Regions from separate parts of the Homo sapiens genome. Here all the other regions are linked to region 1. A link is an interaction called in ENCODE POLR2A ChIA-PET data of the cell type or tissue named here. Cell type or tissue: PC-9. All regions are shown on one strand.

Evidence for each region. Peaks named below come from ENCODE experiments on the same cell type or tissue, not always from the same donor. Only the 100,000 strongest peaks of a DNase experiment are listed, where the experiment ranks them.
Region 2: POLR2A ChIA-PET joins it to region 1 with 11 read pairs; 4 of 35 experiments call an interaction of 5 or more read pairs at or near these places.
Region 3: POLR2A ChIA-PET joins it to region 1 with 13 read pairs; 2 of 35 experiments call an interaction of 5 or more read pairs at or near these places.

What each region holds. Positions count from the first base shown.
Region 1 is chr12:12,799,542-12,807,541 of GRCh38, forward strand. No RefSeq gene overlaps it. Among named protein-coding and RNA genes, the nearest start is that of DDX47, 9.8 kb to the right of the region's middle. RefSeq lists enhancers at 3,357-3,857, 4,388-5,587. In PC-9, no CTCF peak of the experiment used is centred here; DNase peaks (open chromatin) are centred at 1,040, 3,870, 4,640, 5,130 and 1 weaker place; H3K4me3 peaks cover 1,617 bases; H3K27ac peaks cover 8,000 bases.
Region 2 is chr12:12,602,505-12,610,504 of GRCh38, forward strand. No RefSeq gene overlaps it. Among named protein-coding and RNA genes, the nearest start is that of CREBL2, 5.4 kb to the right of the region's middle. RefSeq lists a silencer at 5,827-6,045. In PC-9, a CTCF peak has its summit at 6,367; a DNase peak (open chromatin) is centred at 4,797; H3K27ac peaks cover 1,268 bases.
Region 3 is chr12:13,160,876-13,168,875 of GRCh38, forward strand. No RefSeq gene overlaps it. Among named protein-coding and RNA genes, the nearest start is that of EMP1, 32 kb to the right of the region's middle. RefSeq lists enhancers at 4,371-5,570, 4,700-4,994. In PC-9, CTCF peaks have their summits at 463 and 663; DNase peaks (open chromatin) are centred at 3,226, 4,806 and 6,526; H3K4me3 peaks cover 517 bases; H3K27ac peaks cover 5,682 bases.

The sequences.
Region 1 (8,000 bases):
TACATTGGGCCCATTCAGACAATACAAAATAATCTCCTTATTTTAAGGTCAGATGATTAGCAACCTTAACTCTATCTGCAACCTAATTCCCCATTGCCATGTAAGATAACATGTTCACGCATTCCAGGGATTAGGATATGTGCATCCTTGGGGGCCATTGTTATTGTTTCCCACATGTTGATAAGTGCCATGGAGAAAAACAAAGCAGGGACAAGGGAGAGGGAGTGCTGGGGGGGAGAGGGGCTGGAAGTCCTTAATGACAAGGGATGTTTGAGTGAAGAGCTGAAGTTGGTGTTGGAGAGAGCCACGAGGGTATCTGAGTGTTCCAGGCAGAGGAAACGGAGAGTGCAAAGGCTCTGAGGCAGAAGCATGACCGCTATGTTATTTTGGTGTTTTTTTTTTTTTTTTTTTTTAGATAGAGTCTCACTCTCTGTCGCCCAGGCTGGAGTGCAGTGGCACCATCTTGGCTCACTGTAACCTCCAGCTCCTGGGTTCAAGCAATTCTCCTGCCTCAGCCTTCTGAGTAGCTATGATTATAGGTCCACGCCACCAGGCCTGGCTAATTTTTTGTATTTTTAGTAGAAACGGGGTTTCACCATGTTAACCAGGCTGGTCTCAAACTCCTGACCTCAGGTGATCCACCCACCTCCCAAAGTGCTGGGATTATAGGCATGAGCCACTGTGCCCAGCCATTTTTTGTATTTTTAGTAGAGATGGAGTTTTGCCATGTTGGCCAGGCTGGTCTTGAAGTCCTGGCCCCAACTCTTGGCCTCAACTCCTGGCCTCAAGTGATCCACTTGCCTCAGCCTCCCAAAATGCTAGGATTATAGGCGTGAGCCACCACGCCCAGCTGACTTATGTTTTCAAAGGACCCCTTTCTGCTATGTTGAGAATTGACTGTTGAGAGGTAAGAATCAAGGCAAGAAGACTAGTTAGGAGGCTACTGCCATGACCCAGGTCAGAAATGTTGGTAGCTGAGAGTGGAGAAAAGTAGTCAGATTCCAGATGTATGATGAAAGTAGACCTGCAGGACTTGTTGACAGATTGGGTGTGGGAGGTGTAAGAGAGGAGTCCTGGCTTGAGTAATTTAGAAGGATGACATGGCTATTTCCTGATGTGGGGAAGACTGTGGGAGAAACACGCTGGGGAGGAGTGGAGTCAGGAGTTGAGTTTTAGAGGTATTAAGTTTGAGATTCCTGACATATACCTGTAGGCAGCTGAATATATGAGTCTGGAACCCAAGGAAGGACTTAGAAGGGAGATATCAATTGGAGAATCCTGAGCAAGTAGGTGGTATTAAAAATCATGAGACTGGATGTGGCCACTAAGAGATGAGTGAAAGTAGGGAATATAGAGAATAGGTCCGAGGATTCAGCCCTGGGTACTCTGACATTTAGGGTGGGGAGTGGGTGGGAATGAGGAAGTACTAGCTAGGAAGACTGAGAAGGAGTGGCCAGCAAGACAGGAGAAAAACCAGGAGTCTCCAGTGTATTGAAACCCACGTCGGCTGGGCGCGGTGGCTCATGCCTGTAATTCTAGCACTTTGGGAGGCCGAGGCGGGTGGATCACTAGGTCAAGAGATTGAGACCTTGGGAGGCCAAGGCAGGCGGATCACAAGGTCAGGAGTTCAAGAGCAGACCGGCCAAGATAGCGAAACCCCATCTCTATTAAAAATACAAAAATTAGCCGGGAGTGGTGGCGTGTGCCTGTAATCCCAGCTACTCGGGAGGCCAAGACAGAGAATTGCTTGAACCCAGGAGACGGAGGTTGCAATGTGTCAAGATTGCGCCACTGCACTCTAGCCTAGGTGACAGAGTGAGACTCCATCTCAAAAAAAAAAAAAAAAAAAAAGAGAGAGAGAGAGAGAGATCGAGACCAGCCTGGATGGTGAAACCCCATCTCTACTAAAAATGCAAAAGTTATCTGGGCATGATGGTACATGCCTGTAGTCCCAGCTACTCGAGAAGCTGAGGCAGGAGAATTGCTTGAACCCAGGAGGTGGAGGTTGCAGTGAGCCAGGATTGTGCCACTGCACTCCAGCCTAGTGACAGAGTGAGACTCCGTCTCAAAAAAAGAAAGAAAGAAAGAAACCCAAGTCAAAAGGATTTTTTAAGGAAGGGGCAGTTGGATGCTGCTAAGGAATCAAGTAAGATGAAGAATGAGAATTGACCATTGGATTTAGCACATGGGGGTCTTAAAGGAAAGTTTCCATGGAAATAGTATGGGCAAAAGCCTTACTCAAGTGGATTCAAGAGACAGGAATTGGAGGCAGCCTACATAGACAACTCATACAAAGAGTTGGCTGTCAAGGAAACAGAGAAGTGGGCAATAGCTCTAGGGAGATGTGGCGTCATCAGAATTTTTTTTTTTTTTTTTTTTTTTTTTTTGAGAAGAAGTCTCCCTCTGTCGCCAGGCTGGAGTGCAATGGCGTGATCTCGGCTCACTGCAACCTCTGCCTCCCAGGTCAAGCAATTCCCCTGCCTCAGCCTCCTGAGTAGCTGGTACTACAGGCTCACGACACCATGCCCAGCTAATTTTTGTATTTTTAGTAGAGACGGCGTTTCACCATGTTGTCCAGGATGGTCTCGATCTCTTGACCTTGTGATCCGCCCGCCTCGGCCTCCCAAAGTGCTGGGATTACCGGCATGAGCCACCATGCCCGGCCCCATCAGAAATATTTTTTAAGATAGGAAGAAATAATAGCATGTATAGATGCCGTGGGAATCATCCAGTGGAGAGAGAAACATTCATGGGTCAGGAGAGAACATAGAGACTTTAGAGGAATGTCCTTGATAAAGTAAGAAGGGGTGAGATTTAGCCCAGGTGCTCATGTGGAGGGTTGGCTGCATTTGGCAGAGGCACTGACAGGACATCTTCAAGAACAAGAGGGAAGGCAGATAGGTGATAAGACGGGCAGTGGAAACTTGTGGAAGTTTTTTTTATTTTTTCACTGAAATAGGAAGCAAGGCCATAGGCTGAGAGTGACAACGGGAGAGGGTGCACTGGAAGGCTGAGCAGAGTTGTTTGGGAAAGTGGGAGAAAGATGCAGTAAGGAAACGCACAGGCTTACCAGGCAGCACGAAGGAAAGGCTACCACAGAGGGACAGTTTGGTGAGTAGGTTTTCATAACGTGTGATCGGGAGGCTGAGGTGGGAAGATCAATTAAGCCCAAGAGTTTGAGATAAACCTGGGCAACATAGTGAGACCTCATCTCAAAAAAAAAAAAAAAAAAAAAGATCAGGCTGGGCCATGGTGGCTCACGCCTATAATTCCAGCACTTTGGGAAGCTGAGACGGGTGGATCACCTGAGGTCAGGAGTTTGAGACCAGCTTGGCCAACATGGGGAAACCCCGTCTCTACTAAAAATACAAAGATTAGCTGGGTGTGGTGGTGCACACCTGTAATTCCAGCTACTCAGGAGGCTGAGAAAGGAGAATTGCTTGAACCCAGGCGGCGGAGGTTGCAGTGAGCTGAGATTGTGCCACTGCACTCCAGGCTGGGCCACAGAGTGAGGCTCCATCTCAAAAAAAATAAAAAATAGATCAGAGAAGTATAGTTTTTTTTTCCTTTAGAAGCTGTTAGCGTTCTTAGATGCAAACAGCAGAACCTCTTCTAGTTAAGCAGAGAAGGACTTTATTAAAGTCTGTTAGGAAGCTCACAGAATCTCCAAGAAAGCAAAAGTCAGGCTCAAGGGCAATGCAGCCAGGAACAACACCTGCAGCCTGTTGTGAGATCACCACTCCAGCAGAAACCCCACTGCTGCTGTTGCTAGGCTAGGGCATCTCATACTGCACGCCTGGCACGGGCACTGGACATCACAGCCTTTGTGCTATTGCCCCTTAAGCAGGACACCTCTGCCAATGCCTGTGTCTACTTCCTTGCATGACTCATGTCTGAACTAAGCTCTGGTGTGGGTGTGTCTGTTTGGCAGAGGCCAAGTCATGTGTCTGGGACCCAGGTGCAAGGGAGGGTGGAGAGTGAGTTTCTGGTTTCTCCTTCAAGGAGGTGAACTTAGAATGGGAGAAATTTGCCAATCATTGGAAAAGATAATTAAAAGATGTTGGGTTATCATCAAGCATGAGAAATGTCCAGGATAGCAGTTAACGTTTTATTTATTTTAAACATTTAGATTTCAAACTTACTATATGAAATTCACATGCTTCTATTTTGAGTGTAGCTGGAAGCTGCTGTGTATTATACTCATTATTTCACTGTGGCCATGGTATCAGGATTGCCAAGGAACTTTATAAATACCTCCATTTCTAGTAATTTTTTTTTAATTGTGTATACATTTAAGGCTGGGTATGATGGCTCATGCCTGTAATCCTAGCACTTTGCGAGGCTGAGGCAGGCAAATCACTTGAGGCCAGGAGTTTGAGACCAGCCTGGCCAACGTGGAGAAACCCTGTCTCTACTAAAAATACAAAAAAAATTAGTGCGCGCCTGTAATTCCAGCTACTCAGGAGGCTGAGGCACGAGAATCTCTTGAGCCCGGGAGGTGGAGGTTGCAGTGAGCTGAGATCGCACCACTGCACTCCAGCCTGGGTGACAAAGTGAGACTGTCTCAAAAAAAAATTGTGTATACATTAAAAAAAACCTCACTTGTATGAAGGGAATACAAGGAAACCAGGAAATGACTCAAAGCTGCCCTTTCCTTTACTACCTGGCCCATAGCATGAACTGACCTTGAAACCCTAGCCTCCGTGGCTTTCTACGTAAGATTGTAACATAGCATTTGAATTTCCTGCTTATTGTTGACTGTAGGTTAAACTCGTTCCTTATAAATTTTATTTGCATTATGGAACATCATTTGTCCTCTTCAGTTTAGTTCTCAGTCTGAGACACCAGATTTTTTTGGGAGCACTAGACATAAAAATCTGTTATTCCTAGTGGGTCTAGGAGCTCAAGGGGTCAAACGGCAGGTTTGGTAGGAAAGTTGGCTTTTCTGCCACCCTCCAACCCCAGCCCCTCTGTGCTGCTCCTAACCACTGCCTACGGGCTGGTGTCCACCGTGGAAGTGGCCACAGCTTTATTAAATTACCACACTCCTAGGTCGGTTTCTCTCTCTCTCTTTTTTTTTTTTTTTCCCCAGATTCAGAAACTCCCTATGACCCCTATGATTAGTAAATAAATAGGCTCTGGGGATTTATTCATGCTAAGCACACTCACAGGTGACTAATCTACAAACCAGTCTCACTCACCCACTGGGCAAGTATTTTCTGAATTCCTATTCTATGCTAGGCAATGGGAAGTGCATTAGTGCACAGCACAGACGTGTTCTAGTCACTGTTCTGGTAACCCTTGCTGTCGGGTGGGAAATCAAACAACAGTAAAATTCATTTTGAACTATGATGGTAGTGATGGAAAAGGAAGAGAAGTAGTGGGACTCCAGATGAATTTTGGCAGCGGAGTCTATAAGACTTGCTGATGTGGAGCCTGCAGGAAAGAAACAGGTGAGATGAAGAAGATGGAGAGAAAAGAAAGTGTTGGGGAGAAATCCACATGCTAAAGTTTTCATGTTGATTGGGAGATATGGCTAAGTTGAGTCTCAAAACAAACTACCCACAGAAGAGACACCCCTTGAAGTGCATAGACTATGCAGGAGACAAAACAAATTGGCTTAAGCTAATTGAAAATGTTACGAGCCTATCACCGATATTTCCACTTATCATACTGGGGATAGCATAGTGACAATGTAGTATCAACAGACTTGGGGCCGGGCATGGTGGCTCACACCTGTAATCCTAGCACTTTGGGAGGCTGAGGCGGGAGAATCACTTGAGCTCATAGATTCGAGACCAACCTGGGCAACCCAGTGAGACCTCGTCTTGATAAAAACAAAAACAATAACAAACCAGGGCCGGGCATGGTGGCTCACACTTGGCCCAGCACTTTGGGAGGCTGAGGTGGGCGGATCACGAGGTCAGGAGATCAAGACCAGTCTGGCCAACACAGTGAAACCCCGTCTCTACTAAAGATACAAAAATTAGCTGGGCGTGGTGGCAGGTGCCTGTAATCCCAGCTACTTGGGAGGCTGAGGCAGGAGAATTGCTTGAACCCGGGAGACCGAGGTTGCAGTGAGCCGAGATCACGCCACTGCACTCCAGCTGTGCGACAGAGCTAGACTCCATCTCAAAACAAACAAACAAACAAACAAAAAACAAAATAGAATCCCCCAAAGCCCACACTAGGGATGGATGGCATGGGAGGGTGATAAGAGAGAGCTCTGGACCGGACTCCTGAGTGTAGGTCCTGGTTCCTACTACAGCCACTACCTTCTGAACATGACCTCTTACCTTCCACATATTTGCCCCTCCTCCAGTGTTTCCTAGCTGTGTGAATGGTTCTGCCACTTTGCTACCTGCTGAAGCCAAAAATCTGGGAATCCCCGACACATTCCTGGCTTTCACGTTCCATGTTAAATCAATCATGAGGATTTATCTAACCTGTATACACCCTTTAAGTGTCCACTGTTCTCCAACCCCATCGTCTCCTCTCTGCTCCAAAACGCCATCATCTTTTGCTCAAACAGCTGCTAGCTGATCTTCCTGCATCCCACTCCACTATCCAAACCATTCTCCACTGCGGCTGAGTGAGGAATCTTTTCAAATGCTTCTATGCTGAAATTTCTTCCACGGCTATTCATTGTCCTTAGAATAAAGTCCCACATCCCCAGATCCTTAACCTGCTCTATCACGTCCTAGTCAGGTCCCTAACTGTACTTCCAGCTTTATCATAAATCGCTGCCTTATAATTTCTATAACCATCATTTGATTTTTTCCACTGTAGGGGCTTAACTTGGAAGATTCTTTCTATCTGTAGACCACTCCCTACACCCCACGCAGCTAGTAAGTGCTGCCCAACTTTCAAGTCTCAGTTTAAAAGTCACAGGAAAGAGCGATCATGGTGGCTCATGCCTGTAATCCCAGCACTTTGGGAGGCCGAGGTGGGCAGATCACCTGAGGTCAGGAGTTTGAGACCAGCCTGGCCAACATGGTGAAACCCCGTCTGTACTAAAAATACAAAAATTAGCCAGGCGTGGTGGTACGTGCCTGTAATCCCAGCTACTTAGGAGGCTGAGGCAGGGGAATCGCTCGAATCTGGGAGGCTGAGGTTGCAGTTAGCCGAGATCTCGCTACTGCACTCCAGCCTGGGCAACAAGAGCGAAACTCCATCTCGAAAACACAAACAAACAAATAAGCAAACAAACATTAAAAAAAAGAAAATGTTTCAAATTAAAAGCCAAAAGAAAAAGAAATCAACAAATAACAAGGACTAGTTATTTTTTCTCTCTCGACGAGAATTGGTTAGATAACTAAGTAAATTGTACTTGAACTGTCTCTTTTCTAGATTTTATGTAGACTGCTGTCTTCTCTCTCTGCCTGCATTATTACATCATCTGTGTATGTCCTTTCTTCATCTGAACATACATATTCATAACAAGTTACCACTCACAAGTCTAAAGATAATTTCCTGACTGATTACATTTTGCATGGGCTCCTTCTTGAATAAAGGGCACTTTGTCATAAGTGAGCTAGCTTCCTCCAAAATAGACTTCTGGGTATGCAACTTCTCGGCCATTTCGTGTGGAAACTGATAACCAGTTTTTGTTTGAGTCCTCCACAGAACTCTTGTCCCTAAGTTGGGGGCTCACTTTACTTTTGCACCAGGAACCACCAACATCCCAGCCTGCTCACCTCCACAGTGGTCCTGGGTTCCTGGCCTGGGCAGGCTTCCTCCACGTTCCTCACACCCTTCCCTTATCTGTGGGGTGCCGTAGACAGAATGCCTAGAGCCACAATGCTTTTACATATCTCCAAAAACAGGTTTTCATTTCTTTCAAAATCAAAAGAAGGCCAGGGCAGGGCGCGGTGGCTTATGCCTGTAATCCCAGCACTTTGGGAGACTGAAGCAGGTGGATCACTTGAGATCAGGAGCTTGAGACTACCCTGGCCAACATGGTGAAATCCCACCTCTACTAAAAGTACAAAAATTAGCTG
Region 2 (8,000 bases), 200 kb before region 1:
AGTTTGAGACCAGCCTGGCCAAGATGGTGAAACCCCATCTCTACTAAAAATACGAAAAAAAAATTAGCCAAGCATAGTGGCGGGCGCCTGTAATCCCAGCTACTCGGGAGGCTGAGGCAGGAGAATCTCTTGAACCTGGGAGGCGGAGGTTGCAGTGAGTGGACATCACACCACTTGCACTCCAGCCTAGGTGACAGAGTGTGAGACTCTGCCTCAAAAAAAAAAAAAAAAAAAAGTCTTTACCGGCAGCCTGAGGTGAGAGGATCACTTGAAGGCCAGGAAGTGGAGACCAGCCTGGGCAACATGGTGAGATTCCATTACCCAACCCCCACCTCCTCTACAATTTTTTTTTTTTTTTAATGCTGGGCATATTAGCCCATCTACTTGGGAGACTGAGGCAGAAGGATCACTGAGGAACACTGAAGCCCAAGAGTTTGAGGTTACAGTAAACTATGATTGTGCCACTGCACTCCAGCCTGGACACATATATGCATAACAGAGCCAAAAGTGGCTACTAAGCAAAATTTATCAAACTTTTAGGGATGGCTGAGCGCAGTGGCTCATGCCTGTAATCCCAGCACTTTGGGAGGCCAAGGCGGGTGGATAACCTGAGGTTGGGAGTTCAAGACCAGCCTGACCAACATGGAGAAACCCCGTCTCTACTAAAAATACAAAATTAGCCAGGCATGGTGACTCATGCCTGTAATCCTAGCTACTCGGGAGGCTCAGGCAGAACAATTGCTTGAACCTGGGAGGTAGAGGTTGTGTTGAGCCGAGATGCACCATTGCACTCCAGCCTGGGCAACAAAAGCGAAACTCCATCTCAAAAAAAAAATGTATATATATATATATAAAACATTAGCTAGAACAACTATGCCCTCTAACAAAGAACTGTTGTTGGTGACAGAAATAGCATGTTAGGTTAGATTCTAAGTGACAACACCTTCATTCCTACAAGAGATAATATTCACATGAACATTTTTGGAAACCATTAACTGGTATTATCACTAAAAATTTTATAATTTATCACAAAATATTAGGTGCTATGTTGTTCATGTAACATTGAATTAACCAAAGAATGACATTAACTACCTTCAGATTTAAACAAATGTTTTGGAGAACAATTCTTTGTACAAGCAGAAAGATTTAAAGATAAAGCCTACGATGGAAATCTTTCTATACAGATGAAGGAAGCCTTTTAAAATTAAAGGAGGCTGGGCGCGGTGGCTCACGCCTGTAACCCAACATTTTGGGAGGCCAAGGGGGGCAGATCACCTGAGGTTAAGAGTTCAAGACCAGTCTGTCCAACATGGCAAAACCCTGTTTCTACTAAAAATACAGAAATTAGCTGGGCATGGTGGTGGGCGCCTGTATACTTGATCTTAGCCAAAGGCCGAGAAGCAATAAGGGCGCCTGTAATCTCTGCTACTCGGGAGGCTGAGGCAGGAGAATCGTTTGAACCCGGGAGGTGGGGGTTGCAGTGAGCCGAGATCACACCACTGTACTCCAGCCTGGGCAACAGAGTGAGACTCTGTCTCAAAAAAAAAAAAAAAAAAAAAAAAAAAAGTCAAAGGAATTGAAAATATGCTTTTATGCTTTAAAATATGTAGATTATATAAGTCAAAAAATAAATATGTGTGACTACTATATGATCCCAAACAGAAAAATCAGAATATCCATAGTATTATAAAATAAGCCAAAAGAAAGAGATATTTACATCTAGCAATAGACAGTATATAACTTAGAGTCAAGAAATGTTGGGCCAGGCGCGGTGGCTCACGCCTGTAATCCCAGCACTTTGGGAGGCTGAGGTGGGTGGATCACCTGAGGTCAGGAGTTCAAGACCAACCTGGCTGGCCAACATGGCGAAACCCTGTCTCTACTAAAAATACAAAAATTAGCCAGGTGTGGTGGCACACACCGGTAATCCCAGCTACTCAGGAGGCTGAGGCAGGAGAATCGCTTGAACCAGGGAGGCAGAGGTTGCAGTGAGCTGAGACCGTGCCACTGTACTCTAGCCTGGGGGACAGAGCAAGACTCTCTATCAAAAAAAAAAAAGAAAAAGAAAGAAGAAAAGAAATGTTGTTAGCACTTAAATCCCCATAAATATTTATGGCTTTTCGAAAATATCTTTATGGTCATAAGTAGGTTTGATAGCATTTCAATAGTAAATTTCCTTGTATTTTTTTCTTAGAAATGGGGAAGATTGAAGCAAAAAATGGAACAGTTAAGGCTATTTATGAAGTAAGAAATGGTTCCCCTGCTACTCTTGTGAAGTTTCCAGGTACCAAAAGCAAACTTCCTCCTAACGACTCAGGGTTCCAATCTTTTCTCCCTTAAAAATACAAGATCCAGAAGAGGAGCCCTGTCAGATTTCCATTCAACAAAACCGCTGGGCTTACCAACCTTACACTGGAAACAACAAGCTCAAAAGTGGACTCTGAAACTTGCTTTTTAAAAAAAGCGTTTCAAGCGATAAGTGTAACGTGCTACAGCAAGTTTAGACATCTGCAGGTCTGATGCAGTCATCTCCTGAGGGTTTACCCAACAGACACACACAGGGCCAGGCACCTTTTCTTCTTTAGCAGCAGAAGAAAAATGTGCTCTTTATTGCCAAAAATAAACACTTTTTAAAAGACGACTTCTGTTCCTCAATAAATATCCCTTCCTTTCTATAGTGGATCTCTGGTTTTCTCCAGGCTGCCTAATTAACTGCTTTGGGTGTGTTCCTAACTGGAGACAGTGCTGAGGGGTCAGGGCCACAGCCTTCATTAAGGAGAAATGAAATACTCCTCCTGTGTACGTAGGAGGTGCCCTTGGTCCCGCCGGCCGCTGCCACCACCACCAAACTAAATGATCAGGCTCTTGGTGGTGAAGGGGTTCATAAATGCTGGGTAGAGAAAGGAATATTAGGTTTATTGGCAGGGAGGGGACAGCCAGGGTCTAATGCTATTCTCAGAAGGTTACTCTCAAATTAGGGACACCTGGGAATTTGAAGTGTTAGTGGCCCTGGGGAAAGGACTGGAAGGATTTATAAGCCCCTTGAATGAACGCCGTGGCACTCAATCTTAACACCAGAAATCTAAGGTACAACTGAAAATTACTCCTTTTGGACAGAAAGGAACAGAAGGGAGAATTGGTTTTATTTTTTCGGGTTGTTTGTTTTTTGTTTTTTTTTGAGACGGAGTCTCGCTCTGTCGCCCAGGCTGGAGTGCAGTGGCGCAATCTCGGCTCACTGCCAGATCTGCCTCCTGGGTTCATGCCATTCTCCTGCCTCAGCCTCCCAAGTAGCTGGGACTACAGGCGGCCGTCACCACGCCCAGCTAATTTTTTGTATTTTTAGTAGAGACGGGGTTTCACCGTGTTAGCCAGGATGGTCTCCATCTCCTGACCTCGTGATCCGCCCGTCTCAGCCTCCCAAAGTGCTGGGATTACAGGGGTGAGCCACCGTGGCTGGCCGAGAATTGTTAAAGAAGGTACTGGACTATACTTTCTCAGCTCTCTCCTACCTCCCCGACCCTAACCCCCATGGGTATCCAGTTTCTACTTGCTGCTCTTCAAATGCTGAAAGCCCAACCACAGCAATCAGATCTACTCAGATCTTCCCCCTCTTATAACATCCATCCTCCAAAACCATATATTCCTCTTTTCTCCCCCATGTAAACCCTGTGTTAAATTAATATTTAGGGAGCAGGTAAGAGAAAAAGAAGCATATCCATACTAAAGTGTAAATGACTAATAGGGATGCTTGGAAAGCCCTCTCTTACAAAGGGTTGCTCAGTTTTAAACAGTTGCTTATTGGCCAAATAAATACATTTTCTATTATTTCCTCAAATAAGGGCGCATTTTATTCTTTCTCACTGGGCGAGGGACGTATATGGCTTAGAAACAGCAACAGTAGGCCAGGCACGGTGGCCTGTAATTCCAGCACTTTGGGAGGCCAAGGCAGGTGGATCACCTGAGGTCGGGAGTTTGAGACCAGGTTGGCCAACATGGTGAAAGCCCGTCTCTACTAAAAGTACAAAAATTAGCTGGGTGTGGTGACACATTGTAATCCCAGCTACTCGGGAGGCTGAGGCAGGAGAATCGCTTGAACCTGGGAGGCAGAGGTTGCAGTGAGTCGAGATCACACCACTGCACTCCAGCCTGGGCGACAGAGTGAAGACTCCATCTCAAAAAAAAAAAAAAAGAAAGAAAGAAACAACAACAGTATTTTAAGCAGAAAAGAGTAAATAGTACAGTATCAAGAACTACTGGTGTTGCATTTGAAGGGAAGCTTTTAGTATGTTGGTGAAGGGGAAGAGGTGAGGGAAAGTTTGAGCTTGGAAGGTTTTAGTTCCTTGAGCTTCATTTTCTCTTCCTTATTTTTATGCTGATTGGGTCTCTTTTTCCTTGTCAACAGACTGCTTCAGTACTTCTTGGCTTTATTTATTTATTTTGCTCCTGCTAACAAGCTGGAGGCTGAGTTATGTGCTCAGTCTGAAAATGTTCCTTTTGACTGTTGTCTCTGAACTTTCTAACCAATACAGAGAGTAAATAGGTACTGTGCTGTATGCAAATGTAGGCATATTTGTCCGTGTAGGCCAAAGGAGGGGAGGCATGTTGCAAAATGCCTTTAGAACAAAAACAAACGTTTCCAATAGAGTATTTTATAGCCTTTTGAAAATAAGCTAAACTTTTAGAAAACGAAAAGTACAGAGGAAGACTTATCTATAAAATAAATTGGAAAAAACCACACACAAAACAAAACATGACTAATACTTCGACAGTGAGTTCACCTCAAGCATTTCATGAATTTCACATGACCCACCCACTTTTTCTCTGTACCTCTGAGGATTACCATATTAGCAGCAATAATTACTCTTTTGTTCAAGTGCCAGATTTACATATCAACGTAGCCATGGCATTCCTGAATGTAGAATATTGTACTGTTCGCCTCGTTTGTGGTTTCTATAATAAGGTTAATTTTTGTTCCCTTACCCTCCTCACTTAATCTCATGCCACCCCCTACCTTTCTTCAATTAGTGGTTTGTTTTTTACTTTGAATAGTTTTTCTCCTTTCCTTTCTCAGTCTCTGTGTCATGATTTGAACTATCCTCAAATTCACTGTACGAACCATGCTGCATTTAAAACTTTTTATCACCCAGCCATGGATGATCAATTCTTTGAAAAGACAAGCCAAAGACAGAGAAGTTATGAATGGGCATTTCTAGGATGACTCTAGAATACCTTCTTCCCCAAGTTTAGGATGTGTGGTAAGATGCGTCAGAAGTTACCATGGTAGATTTCATGGCCATCTTTGTCTTTTTTTTTTTTTTGAGATGGAGTCTCGCTCTGTCACCCAGGCTGGAGTGCAGTAGTGCAATCTCGGCTCACTGCAAGCTCTGCCTCCTGGGTTCACGCCATTCTCCTGCCTCAGCCTCCCGAGTAGCTGGGACTACAGGGGACTGCCACCATGCCTGGCTAATTTTTTGTATTTTTAGTAGAGATGGGGTTCACCGTGTTAGCCAGGATGGTCTCGATCTCCTGACCTCGTGATCTGCCTGCCTCAGCCTCCCAAAGTGCTGGGATTACAGGCGTGAGCCACCACACCCGGCCCATCTTTGTCTTTTCCTTGGTAGGCCTTTAAAAAAAATTATTGCTATTTCTAGATTTTATTGGAGATGGATCTAGCAAAAATTTCCAGAATTGCATCAGACATTTTTAATTTCCAATGGATGTTTGGAAAGGGTTGGACAGTTTTAAAATTTTTCAGACTCAAACATGTCAAACTGGCCAGGTGCAGTGGCTCACACCTGTAATCCCAACACTTTGGGAGGCCAAGGTGGGCCGATCACCTGAGGTCAGGAGATTGAGACCATCCTGGCCAACATGGTGAAACCCTGTCCCTACTAAAAATACAAAAATTAGCTGGGCATGCTGGCACATGCCTATAATCCCAGCTACTTGGGAGTCTGAGGTAGGAGGATTGCTTGAACCCGGGAGGCAGAGGTTGCAGTGAGCTGAGATCATGCCACTGCACTCCATCCTGGCAACAGAGCTAGACTCCACCTCAAAAAAGAAAAAAAAAAGTGTCAAACTAAATGGAAAGCCAGCTTGGGCCTAACAAGCTATTTTAATGAGCATTCTTTCTCTGTGATGTTCCCCAGGGGATATGAGCCCAAGAAGACCCATGTGGCCCAGGGAGTAACATGATCATCTTGGCTCTGTTTAGACACCTGTGCCCAGCGGTAAGGGGACCAGGAGGCAGACAGATAGATGAGGGCATGGAGGCATGCAGACCCATTAGGAGTGGGTGTGCACCATGCTACTTAGAAAGTTACTACAAGAAACTCCATAGCAGTGACAGAGGCTTGATGCAACATAGGCCAACAGTGCCTCTATGTGGGGTGTCTGAGAGTATATGAAATGTGTTTGTGACTGTTGGGGAGGGAGTGAAGAGAGGAGAAATGTATGTGTTTTTTAAAGGAATTGCATGCCTTGGAGGTTCCTTTTGAGAAGATGATATAGGAAAAAAAGATTGAGAACCGTAGATATAGAACACATCCAGGATGCTGAGAGCACATTCTTCCCCTAACCATTTAAAAAACACTTTGCTGTGTTTGCTCTTCTAATCAGTCTGATGCGCAGCTTTCCCTGCCCACCATAAGTTTTACATCCTCTTACCTTCAACTTATCACCACATAGATATTAAACTTGATCTGTATTATTTTTTACCAGATGCTTTGTTTAGTGAATGGTCTAAGTTTTCTGTATGTCACCTCCTGGATTATAAAGTCCTTGAGGATTTACACTGTAATTTTAGAAGTTAATACACCTACTAGGTGCAGTGGCTCATGCCTGTAATTCCAGCACTTTGGGAGGCCGAGGCGGGCGGATCACGAGGTCAGGAGATAGAGACCATCCTAGATAACACGGTGAAACCCAGTCTGTACTAAAAATACAAAAATTAGCTGGGCGTGGTGGTGGGCGCCTGTAGTCCCAGCTACTCGGGAGGCTGAGGCAGGAGAATGGCATGAACCTGGGAGGCAGAGGCTGTAATGAGCCGAGATTGCACCACTGCACTCCAGCCTGGGTGACAGAGCGAAACTCTGTCTCAAAAAAAAAAAAAAAAGTTGCATGGGACACACTTTCCTAAAAGAGTATTTGCGGTTTATCTGAAATTCGAATGTAATTGAGTATTCTGTGTCTATATTGCTAAATCTGAGAACTCTACCTCAGTTGGATTTTGCAAGGGTTGAGAAAGCACTTTGTGAGTCTTTGAAAAGGTGTGAGCCAAAGGGCTCTTCAGGAGCAGCATTGACAAATATGCAATCTTTGTCAAGTTCTCAAAGGCCCGAGGTAGGCCAAAACAAAAACAACAGTAAAAACAAGCTCACTGACTTTATTAAATGAGGACACAGCCAGTTATTTTTAAAATAACTTTATTGAGATATAATCCACTCATTTAAAGTGGTTTAACTACAGTTAAACTACAATTTAGTGGTTTTTAATATATTCACAGGATGTGCAACCATCACCAAAATCAATTTTAGATAATTTTCTTTTCTTCTTTTTTTTTTTTTTTTTTTTTGAGTCGGAGTTTCGCTCTTGTTGCTCAGGCTGGAGTGCAATGGCACGGTCTCAACTCACTGCAACCTCCGCCTCCTGGGTTTAAGCCATTCTCCTGCCTCAGCCTCCCACGTAGCTGGGATTACAGGTATGCTCTCCCAGGCCTGGCCAACTTTGTATTTTTAGTAGAGATGGGTTTCTCCATGTTGGTCAGGCTGGTCTCGAACTCCTGACCTCAGGTGATCAGCCCACCTCGGCCTCCCAAAGTGCTGGGATTACAGGCGTGAGCCACCATGCCCGGCTGAATTTTAGATCATTTTCATCACCTCAAAAAGAAACCCAGTACTCATTAACCGTCACTCTCCTTTCCAGGATCCCTCCATCCCTGCCATTCTTCAACCCTAGCCCTTGGCAACCACTAATGGATTTTTTGGTCTATTTAGATGTGC
Region 3 (8,000 bases), 360 kb after region 1:
CTAATAACATTGCTGAAAGCTTTTATTAATTTTACTGATACTCTTTTTTTTTTTTTTTTGAGACAGAGTCTTGTTCTGTCAGCCAGGCTAGAGCACAGTGGCATGGTTTCCGCTCACTGCAACCTCCACCTCTCAGGTTCAAGTGAGTCTCATGCCTCAGTCTCTAGAGTAGCTGGGAGTACAGGCGTCCGCCACCACACCTGGCTAATTTTTGTATTTTTAGTAGAGACGGGGTTTCGCCATGTTGGCCAGCTGGTTTCGAACTCCTGACCTCAAGTGAGCTGTCCGACTTGCCCTCCCAAAGTGCTGGGATTACAGGCATGAGCCACCGTGCCTGGCCAATATTCATTTTTAATGTAGATTTTCTATAGACACTCCTCTCCTCTGCCAGTAGGGGCAGTTTTGTAAATTCTTTTTTTTACTTTGTGCATTTCTTTTTCTAATCCTTGTCTTATTTCACTGTCTAGGACTGACTGGAAATGTTGATATAAGCATTATTGTCTTACTCCTGACTTTAATGCAATTGCTTTTAAGATTTTACCATCGAATATAATGTTACCTATAGTGTTTTAGTGAATACACTTTTGAGATTAAGACTGTTACGTTTTTTCTTTTTTCTTCATTGGATAGGCATAAATGTTTTACTGTTGATAAGATGTTTTTCATGACAAAGTTAAATTTTGGCTGTTTTCCATCTATGAGATGATCAGATTTCTCCCTTTAATCTACTAATGTGGTGTGTTAATGAAAAGATTTTCTAATATTGCATTCCACATCATTAAACAATTCTCTAACATTTTTCAGCATTCATTCAACATCTTCAATCCTTCAATGTTATGGGTTGGAGATCTATTATGTCAGGTGTAGAAATAAAGATAAATAACACATAGTCCCTTTCTTCAGAAAGCCTATCATTTCTTTTGAAAAGTAAGAGAATGAGAAGGGGGCCTGTAAGTAACATGTATTCAGTGTTTGCTATGTGCCAGGTATTCTTTTAGATGCTTCAGAAATGTATTCTGATTTAATTCTCCCAACAACTCTATATGATAAGTACAATAATTTTATCCATTTTATATATTAGATATCTGAGGCTTCCAGAAATAAGTGATTTGCTCAAAATCAGCACTCAAACCAAGACTCCGTGGCCCTAAAGCCCAGGCTCTTGCAATATAAGTATCATGGTTATTGAAAGCACGGAGAGTCATGTTTAAGTTAGGTTTATGATTTCCAGAAAATATTGGATTTAAATGATTCCTTCAATGAGGGGGCAGGCATGAGATAGAGGGGAGTGGTAGACAGCAGTTGAAGCAGAGGAGGCTATGGGAGGTGAGCAAAATCTCAGGGTCAGGAAAGCACAAGATAGCCCAGGGACCAAAGGGTAGACCGGTTAGCTATGATGTATACATTGTGTAAGATGATGTTGGGAAGTAAACGTAGAGAGATAGATTAGCAGATTATCCCATGAAAACGCTTGTGATGACATGCAACACAGATTGGAGTAAGGAAAGCCAGAATCTCAGCAGGAGGCCGTGGCTACTGTCAAAGTGAGCAATAGTAACAACTCTTCCTTTGCTCCTCATTGATCTTAGGATGGAGTCCAACCAAATACCTTACCTTGGTTGACTAGACCTGACATAGTCTGTCCCTTTCTTTCTTCTCCAGTCTCATCTTACCCCTTGCCCTCTCAGCTCCAGCCTCATTGGCCTCTCTGTTTCCTGAACCTCCTATATTCCTTTTAACCAAATAGTCTTAGAATAAATTGTTCCATCAGTAAGCAACTTTCTTCCTCTTCTGAGCAGGACACCTCCATTTGTCTAGTCAATTTCTACTCATACTTGATGTTTCAATCCTTAATTGTGTTCTTCTCTTTCAGGAGTACTAATTTCAGTGTATAGCTCTATTTTCATTAGAGTTTTCCTGAGCGATGCTTGTCTCTTCTCCCAGGTTATAAATTCTGTTGCTGGAATCGGGAAAGTCTGAGTCTGTTTTTGCTTACCTAATTCCTAGCACAAAGCCTGGCTCAGAGTAGACACTTGATATATATGCATAGTTGTTAAATGAATGAATAAAAAAACAATTTATCTGAACTATGGAGGGTGAAGTCAGTAGAAATAAAATGAGTAAGGAGGAAAGGAGATTGCTTTAGAACTCTCCTTTTTACTTGTTAGAAAGAAGAGCTGACTTACTTGGTGATTGACTGAACATGGGGATGAAACAGGTGAAGGAATTAGGAATGGTTTTCAAGCTTAGCTTCCAAATGAGTAATTGAGAGAGAAGTATTATTAACAGAAACAGGGAATCCAGAAAGATGATGAATTTAATTTTAGATATATCAAATAACTACGAAGACCCTGAGGAACATATCCAATAGGCGTTTGCAGGTCAGAGTAGTCATATACGGAGATACAGATTTGGGACACGCTTTCAAAATGAAAAGCCATCCATTTAAGAAAGTGGAATTAACTAGAGAAACAGAATAAACAGAATAGCAGAGGCCCTGGGAACTTCATATTGACACATGTCTATTGAAGGAGGCAGTAAAGAGAAGAGGAGTTGATTAAGGTGACAGAGCAGCAGACGGGGATGACATGAGGGTTGAGTACTGTCACAGAAGCCAGAGGAGAAGTGGATCCCACTGAATGGAACATCAACATTGCAGAGGAAGAACGAAGACCAAAAATTAGGCATTGACCTTTAGACAATTCCTCATTGACCTCTGGGAGTAGAGTTTCTATAGAACACGAAGTGGGACAAAATACTGATTTTCGGGAAAGAAGAGACTGCTTGTACAGACCACTGATTGAAGAAGTGTGGCAATGGCAAGCAAATATGAATAGGATTGTAAGTAGAGTGAATGGTGGAGGAGACATCAAGGAACATTTCTCGAGTTATTAGAAGTCTGTACATGCTTATAAACACAGAGGAAGTCTGTGGACAGGAGAAATTGAAGGTGCAGTTGAATGGGAAAAGGGAGTATACAGGGCCAGCCGTGCTTATTGAGGGAGGAGTTTTCCAGAAGAGATGAAATAGGTGGTGTGGCTAACTTGAGTAAAAGAGCTTGCTCTCTCTCTGAGACTATCATTTCTCATCAAGACTGCGGAAGAAATTGAGGAGGGAGGGGAAACTGAGTGCGCAAAGGAAGTGGAGTAATAGGGAACAGGCTTCACATTCCCAGCATTCTCCACTTGCACAAGCTCACACTGGGGAAAAACATGAGTTGTTGCCCTGGAGCAAGCTGCCTGTCTGCCAGGCCAGTAGTGAACCAGCCCCTTTCAAATGCTCCAGACCTATGAGAACCAAAAAAAAAAAAAAAAAAAAAAAAAAAAGGAGAAAAAAAGGTAGCTTCAGGGCTGACACATGGCAGCTGCGTTCTGGGAGTTGGGCTACTGCTGGCCCTGTCCATGCCCCTCTCTGAGGGCTGTTGGAAGAGGCGCTTTCTTATGTACACAGGTGGAGGAACCCACATTTCCAATCTCCAGCCCCACCTCTGGCCCAGCCCAGCTGCAGACACCCTTCCTTTGGGCTGTGAACTCGACTGCATGGTCAAGCCTAGGGCAGCCTGAAGCCAGTAATGAAAATCCCTGGCATTTCCTCTCATAACCATTTCCAAAGGGCTTTCCCCAAATATGATCTCATTCCATTCTCATGGCACCACGGCATTTTCATCTCCAATTTAGAGATGCCAATCACTAAGCGCCTCTAGAGAGGCCATGCAGTTAATGGTATCTAGGGCTGCTGATTTGAAAACCCGGGCTCTTCCAGCCATCTCACATGGTCTGCATCTGACTGATCTCCTTTGGTGGTGAGAAGGTGGGCTCTGGGGTTTGGGAGATGAGAATGACGAAAAACACCTGTATTAGCCATCCCGCCTGAGTTGCCAAAGGTAGCCACCTCCGTCCGTGGGTCAGGAAGCCATTTCCATTTCTGCTAGAAGGAACTGATGGTGCCTATAGATTGAAAATCTTCCCATGAAAAGAGAAGCAGAGCAGGCAATTGTTATGTGTTTGGTGGTGTTGGTATGTGGGGCATGAAGAGGAAGGAGAAATGTCTAAGACTACATTCACCAATCTTAAGCAAACTTCATTGCTTGAAACACAAGAGGGAAACGGCTGACTTCCTTCGTCTTCACCTTGGATGTGTGAAGGTTCACCCCAGGTGAAGGGCACTGACCAGATGTGTGACCTTGGGCAAGTCACTTCATCCCTTTAGGCTTGAGCTTCCTTTCCTGGAAAACAACGAGACTGAAATAAATGCCTAAGGTCTTACTAACTCGAATAGTCTCTGAGTCCAGGATTCTTAGGAAAATGGAAATCATTAGAGCAGGAAGGGAAGAGTTTCTTCTTGGGGACTTCTGGTTCAAGGCCTGCCTTCCTGAAGGGGCAGTTCAATCATTAATAGGTCTGTGAAAAAGCATCATTTTCTTAGGGATGGAGCATGCCCTTATACTATTTGCAAAACTAGCTAACTAACTAACCAACCAGCTAACTAACCACCTAACTAACCAACTAGCCAATTAACTACCTAACCAACCAGCTAGCTAGCTAACTAACTAACTAACTAACTAACTAACTAACTAACTAACTAACTAACTGAAACTAACACCTGAACAGCAGCCACAGTGTGGGGAAGGAGCAATTGCAAATACCCTTTTCTTCCATTGCAAACAGGGACGGCTCCAGCAGTTGGATGGCAGCCCTGGGTTTCCTGACATAACCTGTAACTGCTTGGTGCTCTTCAGCTTGCAGGGCACAGGCAATTTTGGTTTCATGCGGCCATGCCAAGTGCAGACAGAGGCCCCAGCTGCACTTTCAGTCACGTGACCTGGTGACTCAGGCCCTTTCTGGTTCCTGCTTGTCAGGGTATGGGAAAGGTGAGAAACTACTTTGCAGTGGCTCTTTGGGAGGGTCTAGGGATGAGCAATAGTTTGTTATTATACAGGTTGCCCTGAACCCTTTTTATATGAGCATAATAAAGTTATCTTATAACCCCAGAATTGCCGTTTTCAGTTGATGTCTGCAGAGTTGCTGTGTTCATCTCCTGTCTCCAGGAGTAAGCCAAAGTCATCTGAGGGGAAAAAAACAATCTACATTTCACCACTTCCTTTAATGAAATAGTTTGGTATTTAACCACCTCATCACCAGAAATGTCTTTTATGCTAACCTGAATCCACCCTGCCATGTTTAAGCATAATTCCTCTTACTTTGGTAGACAGAGTGGAAAATTTGTTCCACAATGGCAGGAATGTCTACATAACCTTAAGAGAAGATGCTAATTCCAACTTTATTTTCTCTTCTCTGCCTATCTGTAGCCTCTGTTCTTTCAAACTAGGTTTCAAATTTACCTCTTTTAGGAATCTTTCACTGTTGAACCCCTCCTTTCTACAGAAGAGACCAGAACACACAGGCTCAGAGTTTATTTTCTAATGCGTTTGTTCTTATTGATGTGCTATTTTGAAAACGCTTTTGAGTCTATTTCAGGGCACAGTGCTCTGTATTTGCAGGTGGGATGGATTCTCTTTAATGCAACTGTGGTGTTGTGAAAAGCGCTGTGGCCTCGGAGTCAGGAATCCTGGATATGTCACTTACCAGCCGTTACTTGAGGCAGGTTCCTCAATCTCGGAGAGGTTCAGATTATTCCTCTGGAAATCAGAAAATGAGGCTCTAACTCCTGGAGTCACTGTGAAGATAAATGAAGGAATGTATATGAAAGTGCTGAGGATAATGGCTTGCATTTAACAGGTTGGCCCATTGACACTCACTCACATACTCTGAGGGACCAAAACTTCTATTTCTATTGTTTTTCTCCATAAGGCCTCACTACACTGCTCTGTCCACAGCATAAGCTTAATGAGTGCCACAAACTGACTATCTATTTGGTACCTAAGAACAAGCAAGCTGGAAAGGGCTTAGGGCCACTTTACGGTCTGGGTGAAGTCTTGAGAAGTCCAGGATGCGGGTCCCCCTTCCAAGTAGGTCACAGGAGATGGCTCAGTGTGTGTCTCTGAGCCAGGGAACCGGATAAGAGGCAGGATCCATGAAATAGGAATCTAGGGGTAACAGAGGATTTGGTCCTAAAAGAGATGTCTGGTGCAGGCATGTGCCAGAGAAAAAGGGGCCAGCAATGTTTCTACTAAAACCTATTCCTTGTAACTTCACCAGCTCTTAGAGTTCACCTTTGCACTGCCGGCTCCATTTTCCTGCGTCACTTCAACAAGCCAATTTCCGGTCCTTATTGGGACTGTGGGAGGTGGGGTTTCTTTATCCAGGTGCTCAGTTTGATTACCTAGGAGAGATAGATGTTATTGATGTTAGAGTAATTTCTTTTCCCTGGGAAACGCAGGCTTTCACCTCTGCCTGGTTCCTTAGCCCTTCCTGCACACGCAGGTCAGAGGCTTGGAGATGGCTGTGGCCATGCTCTAGTGAGTGCAGGTGACAAATCCCAACACTGATCCAGTTTGACTCCAGGGTGAAATGGGCAGGGATGACTCACAGGTTGAGGAACCCGCTCCACAAAGGCTCTGTGGAAGGAAATGATGTCTGGGTGGGAAACGGGCTTGCAGCCTTGGGATGAACTAAACCTGGAGAGATTACTGAGGGCCAGGGAGGGGTTTATTTATAGAGGGTGAGGCCTTCTCTTTTTCCCACTAGGCCAGATGAATGGAGAGGTGAGGAAAGAAGCCTGTTGGGAGGCCACATCTATTCCCCAGCTCATCTCTTCAGTCAAAGCCTGGCAGAAGCTGCTCATTTATTTTTCTACCACCAATTCCCTGACCCAGTTCCCTGACCCAGGATAGGATATCAGGTGGTAAATCAATGCTTGCATGTGGTGATTTTTGTTTTGTGGACCCTCAGATGCAGACAGCCAAGCTAAACACATTCCTCAGCCACACTGTTGTTAGTAGGCTGTGTAAGGTCACATTCTGGTTTTATTTTGGTCATTTGCTTTTTTCCTTTCATCCCTTATCTTCACTTCCATTTCCCTTCTGTACCTCCCTTCCCTATTCCACACTCTACCTGTACCCCTGACTCACTCATGGCATTCTAATGACAGAACAAGAACCCCGTGCATGTGCCCCTATGGCTTTGGCAAGAGCTTCTCTGGGCGTATACCAGCCTGTGGGATCGTTGGGCCATAAGGCATAGGAGTACTTCATTTCACTAAATACTCCCTGGTTGCTCTCCAGAATGGCTGCGCTCCAGCAGTGAATGAATGAGCCTGTTTCCTGGAATCTTCTCCAGAACTTGCTATTACCTGGCTTTCTAATCTTTGTATACTGGGTGTGTGTAAAATAGTATATCATTGTTTTTAAATTTGTGTTTTTCTGATTTCTAGGAGGGTTACATATCTCATCTCTTACTTGTTATCTATTCTCTAATTTGTGTATTACATGTTTTGCCATTGTTCTTTGGGGTCTCCAGTCTTTTTCATGTTGATTTGCAGGAGTTTTTGCATATATTAGATATATAATTATCTATGTATGTAGATACTATAATTTTTCGGGTATTGTTCTTATCCAGTTTTGGAAGCGAGATTATACTTAATAGCCTTGTCAACTGATTACTTTTTTAATTTCTATAATGGTTATCTATGCAAACCTTCAATTTCTTCTTCTGCCAGTTTTGGTACTTTATAAATTCACTATAATGTGTCTAGGTGTGGACCATTCTCCCCATCTGTGTTGTACAACATTCCATAAGTCTTCCCAATTGAAGTCTCTCATTTTCTTTAATTCTAAGAAATAATATTTATTTCCTTAAGTATTTTCCCCTTTCATTTTTTTTGGTCTTTTTGGAGAGCATCTGCTGTATGGTTAGTGATTCTTTTACTTCTCTAAATCTAACTTCCACTTTTGCTTCTTTTTTAGAAAGAAATTAAAATTATATGGTATTTATTTATTTACTCTTAATAAAAATAAGTCTCATAGTATTCCCTTGTATGTATTTCACTTCTTCCTGGAGTACTTCTTCTAAGAGAATATTGAAAGAGGTTTTACGTGTGCC